Linked DNA regions of Homo sapiens: region 2 is linked to region 1. Evidence: chromatin contacts called from ENCODE Hi-C or POLR2A ChIA-PET data. All regions are on one chromosome and are shown on one strand. Each heading gives the region's core, a stretch centred on a gene start or an enhancer-like site at or near the end of the contact. The rest is flanking DNA. Distances are from core to core; before and after follow the strand shown. Region 1 overlaps RIPOR2 (RHO family interacting cell polarization regulator 2). Region 2 has its middle 39 kb from the start of RIPOR2.

What was found. Hi-C counts contacts between places; a loop is a spot of excess contacts on that map. ChIA-PET counts read pairs that join two places held with the same protein, here RNA polymerase II (POLR2A). Pooled maps may share reads with other maps.
Region 2: a loop to region 1 is called in a pooled map, with 5 times the contacts of the local background. The contact joins two enhancer-like sites. A Hi-C loop is called at or near these places in 1 of 168 maps with a recorded cell type or tissue (PC-3) and 8 of 50 pooled maps. POLR2A ChIA-PET finds 5 or more read pairs at or near these places in 9 of 52 experiments (CD4-positive, alpha-beta T cell, H1, T-cell and 5 more).

The regions. Positions count from the first base shown.
Region 1 is chr6:24,882,440-24,885,139 of GRCh38, reverse strand. All of the region lies in intron 1 of RIPOR2 (RHO family interacting cell polarization regulator 2), which reads left to right. Among named protein-coding and RNA genes, the nearest start is that of RIPOR2, 52 kb to the left of the region's middle. Within about 2 kb of position 1,284, at least 6 of the 41 ENCODE cell types and tissues checked have a DNase peak (open chromatin) inside an H3K27ac peak, as active enhancers do.
Region 2 is chr6:24,973,402-24,976,101 of GRCh38, reverse strand. It overlaps a transcript of RIPOR2 not described here. Among named protein-coding and RNA genes, the nearest start is that of RIPOR2, 39 kb to the right of the region's middle. Within about 2 kb of position 1,386, at least 4 of the 41 ENCODE cell types and tissues checked have a DNase peak (open chromatin) inside an H3K27ac peak, as active enhancers do.

The sequences.
Region 1 (2,700 bases), core at 35-2,534:
CTCATGTTATCTTCAATTAAATTGTTAAAATTTTTAAAAGCAGAGCTCAGTCTTAGGTTGTCTTTGGATCTTGGACAACACATAGCATCCTGCCAGCGCTGAGCATATAATATATACTTAATAATTATATTGATTGATGGAGTCTTAGAAAACACGGAAAGAAAATTATCATATCACTTTCCAGAGATTCTGAAAATTAAGTTTCTTTTTTTCAAGTGAGTTAAAACTAAGTATTCATTATAATAATCTGTGGTTTCTCAAGCACTTTGCCTTTTGTAAAGCACTTCGTCGTTTTCTCTGTGTTTTAAAGCAGAAATCCAGCCATCTACAGAGATGGTGGAAAGTCAGTCTACATGTCCAAGTAGTCTCCTGATTGTTAGATTGGATGAAGCTTTGATTTCAATTGAACCTTACAATGCTTGCCTGTTAAAATGGGGAGGAATTACTTCCTTTACTCTACAGATACAGTGTGAGGTTCACTGAGTTTAGGACTTGCCCAAAAGGCCAGTTAGAACATCTGGCCCTGGTTCTTCCATCCCCTTGCTGAGGAGTGAGGCTCTGTTGAGTTGTTCTACACTTTTTTTTCATCCGTTCACGTCAGTTGTCTTAGTCAAGCAGTGTATCACACATGCATTCATCACTGGGTTAGCAAACAATGTTGACAACTGAGAAGCAAATATTAGCATTACTTTGATTTCTTAATTTATTTATTTTTATTTTATTTTATTTTTGAGATGGAGTCTCGCTCTGTCGCCCAGGCTGGAGTGCAGTGGCACGATCTCGGCTCACTGCAACCCCCACCTCCCGGATTCACGCCATTCTCCTGCCTCAGCCTCCCGAGTAGCTGGGACTACAGGCACCCACCACCACGCCTGGCTAATTTTTTGTATTTTTAGTAGAGGCGGGGGTTTCACCATGTTAGCCAGGATGGTCTCGATCTCCTGACCTCATGATCCGCCCGCCTCAGCCTCCCAAAGTGCTGGGATTACAGGCGTGAGCCACCGTGCCGGGCCTGCTTTGATTTACTTTAAAGCAGCCATATTTTTTAAAGGCCAATGACATAAATATATTTACTTTTTAAAAAAGATTAGTCAACTGCTCTGTAATAGGTACCTTGTAACCATATAATAAGCAGACGTGTATCTTTAGTTTTCATCTTAAATAATTATTTTGCATAGCAGGCTATTTACATCTGGCCCACATGCCTCTTTCAGACAAGTCAATTATACATCTGCTTTTGACCACGATGTGGGGGAGCATAAACAGGATGGCATTGTTAGGGGAAAAAGAAAGGAAGAACCCAAATCGGGCATGAAGAAATGACTCAGAAAGTGCAGTGAGGGCAGGTGTTACATCTTATGAAGCCTCGCTGGGAGACAGGATCAAATCACGAAAGCAACTCTCAGCTGGTTGCTTACTGATTCAGCTTTTCCAAGTCCTGATTTCTTGGCACTTCCTCTTGCAGAAGGAATGATGACTTTTTCTAGAAATTGGTAGTGATTTTTTTTAAACAGCTTTATTGATGTACAATTCACATACCATAAAATTTACTCATCTTAAGTGGACAGTTTGAGTTTTAGTAAATTTATACATTTGTGCTACCATCATCCATGATTTGCTTTTAGAACACTTCCACCACCCCCAAAACCTCTCTCTGCTTCCTTGCCTGCTCCCGTCCCTGGCCTCAGGCAAACACTTGAATTGATTGTGGAATTTTTTTACTTTTGCCAGCATGTCACCCCAGCTACAGCCAACTGATCTATGGGTCAATTGTCTTGTCTCAGAGGGGTTGGTCTCAGTCTAGCTTATGGAGATGGCATAGCTTTGTAAGTGTGACAACTATTGGTTTCCAAGTTGACGTTTGGCCCCCATGAGAAATGCCTTGGCGAGAACTGAGATATCCTTACTCATGTCATTCAGAAATCACAGATGTGTCTCATATTTTCTATCAGTAAGGCTCTCTCAGAATTGCCTGTTTGTATTCTTAATTCGATAGAAGGTTTGGTTAAATTTTTAAAAAAGGAAAACACCATAAGGGTTAAGACAGTAGCATCTAGCTATTGTATTTTCGTTTTAATTTCATGATGTTTGATGTCCTGCAACTCAAGCATGCACAAATGATCACGTGGTCTCTTGTTTCCCATAGAAAAGCCCTGGTCTCATCCTTGCAGGGGTTTCCTTTAGCCTCTGGCCAAACTGCCATATCTGAAAAATCAGAAATAAAAGGCACATGTAATGCGGACTCATTAGTTTTCCTCTTATTATTCAAAGGAGCACATGGAATATGGGGTAGACTTGAGTATCCTTTTAAAGATAGCTTTGTTAAAAAGCTAATTGATAGCCCCCTCGGCATAGCTTTAAAAAAAGAATCCGATAGAAAAAGCAGGATACAAAATTTTGCATGCAATATGCTCAAATTATTATGCTTTATATGAGAAGGGAAGAGCTAGAGAAAATTTAACAGAACAAAATTCCCCCGGTGGTTGTCTTTGGATGATACAAACGGTATGGTTCTTCTCTCCTTCTCCCTACACTGCCTCCTTTCTACTTTCTGTGTTTTCCTAATACAGGAGAGGGCTTTTGTGCTTGTAAAAACTAAAAATAATGTACTGAATCATATTTCCTTTAATGAGTCTCAGTATTCTTAACTCTAACAATAAATATTAGCATTCCTTCTAGCTGAGTAGTCAATTTGCCCAG
Region 2 (2,700 bases), core at 137-2,636, 91 kb before region 1:
AATATGACATCCAAAAAGGCTGAACCAGTTAACCTTTCCGCTAGCATTTCTTTAGGTGTTAATAAATTTGACACTTTTCTCTTTTCAAAAATTTTTAACTCTGGCAAAATACACATAAAATTTAGCATGTTGATCATCATTAAGTGTATATAGTTCAATAGTGCTAAAGTATATTCACGTTGTTATACAACCAACCAATCTCTAGAAGTTTGTTTTTTCCCAGCTTTACTGAGGTATGATTGATAAATAAAAATTATATATATTTATATATTTAGGGTGTACAAAGTGATGTTTCAATATACGGACACATTGTGAAATGATTAGTACAATCAAGTTAATTTACATATCTATCACCTCACATAGTTACTTTTTTTGTATGCTGAGAACAATTGAGATTTACTCTCTTATCAAATTTCAAGTATACTATGCATTATTATTACCATTATTTTATAGATGGAGTCTCACTATATTGCCCAGGCTGGGCTTAAACTCCTGGGTTGAAGCAATCCTCCTGCCTCAGACTCCCGAGTAGCTGGGACTACAGGTGTGCACCACTGGGCCTGGCTAACAATACATTATTATTAACTGTAGTCACAATGCTGAACATTAGGTCTGATAACTGAATATTTGTACCCTTTAATCAATGTCTCCCCTTTTCACCATCCCATGCTTTTCTGAATTTTCTGTTCATCTGTACTTCTCTTGCATATTGTGTCGTTTGCCTAGTTTTTTACCGTGCTGTACATCTTTTTCTTATTTCTTTATATTTGTTTATTTGATTTGGAAGAGTTCCTTATTAAAGTATATTTCCCATTCTCTGTTATACATGCTGTAAATATCTCTACATTCTTTGTGTTTAAACTTCTACAATTAAAAGTTAGTAGTTTGGTGAAATTTACAAATGAAGATAAGTAGAGATTCATTATTTATTTTAGCTGTATTGAGATTTAATTCACATACCGTACAGTTCACCAATTTAAAGTGTATAATTCAATGGCTTTTAGTATATTCACAGAGCTGTACTACTATCACCATGATCAATTTTAGAATATTTTTATTACCATTAAAAGAAACCCCATACCCATTAGCAGTCACTTCCCACTTCTCCTTTCACCCCAGCTCCTGGCAACCACCAGTCTACTTTCTGTCTCTGAAGATTAGCTTATTCTTTACATTTTATTTCCATAAACTCATACAATATGTAGTTTTTTGTGACTGGCTTCTTTCACTTAGCATAATATTTTAATGGTTCATCTATGCTGTAGCGTGTATCAATACCTCTTACTTTTTGTTGCCAAGTAATCTTGCACTGTATGACTATACCACACTTTATCTATTCATCAGTTGATGAACAGTTGTTTCCATTTTTGGCTATGATGAATAATGCTGCCACAAACATTTGCATACATGTTTTTGTGTGGACAAATATCTTCATTTCTCTTGGGTATATAACTGGGAATGGAATTGCTGAGTGCTATGGTACCTTTTGAGGAACTGCGAAGCTCCTTTCCAAAGCTACTGCACCATTTTACATTCCCACCAGCAATGTATAGGGGCTCCAGTTTCTCCACATCTTCCTCAACGCTTGTGATTATCAGTGTGTTGTAGCCATCCTGCTGGGTGTGAAATACTCTCTTGTGGTTTTGATTTCCATTTTCCCTGATGACTAATGATGTTGAACATATTTTATAATTTCAATTGGGTTTTTTTGTTTGTTTGTTTTTTGGTTTTGAGACAGGATGCTGCTCTGTCACCCAGGGCTGGAGTGCAGAGGCACGATCACGGCTCACTGCAGCCTGGAACTCCTGGGCTCAAGTGATCCTCAATAACTAGGACCACAGGTGCTCACCACCGCATCCAGCTAATCTTATTTTTTTCCTTGCAGAGAGGAGGTCTCACTATGTTACCCAGGCTGGTCTCTAACTCCTGGGCTCAAACAGTCCTCCCACCTCTGCCTCCCAAAGTGCTGGGATTACAGGCATGAGCCACCACCCAACACAACTTATTAGACTCAACGAGCACATGTGCAGGATTGTTACATGAGTATATTGTGTAATGCTGAGTTTTGGGGTACAATTGACCCAGGTCACCCAGGTAGTGAACATAGTACCCAGTAGTTACTTTTTCAACCCTTATCCCTCTCCTTCTCTCCGTCCTCTAGTCATCCCAAGTGTCTATCATTCCCATCTTTATGTCCATGTGTCCCCAAGATTTAGCTCCCACTTATAAGTAAGAATATGTGGTATTTGGTTTTCTGTTCCTACATTAATTCACTTAGGATAATGACCTCCAGCTGCATCCATGTTGCTGCTAAGGACATGATTTAATTCTTTTTTTGTGGCTGCATTGTATTCCATGGTGTATATATACCATATTTTCTTTATTCAGTCCACCATTGATGGGCACCTAGATTGATTCCATGTCTTTGCTATTGTGAATGGTGCTGTGATGAACATGTGAGTGCATATGTCTTTTTGGTAGAAGGATGACTTTTTTTTTTTTTTTTGAGATGCAGTCTCACTCTGTCACTAGGCTAGAGTGCAGTGGTGTGATCTCAGCTCCCTGCAATCTCTGCCTTCCAGGTTCAAGCTATTCTCCTGCCTCAGCCTCCCAAGTAGCAGACGCACGCCACCACACCCATCTAATTTTTTTTTGTATTTTTAGTAGAAACGGGGGTTTCACCATGTTGGCCAGGATGGT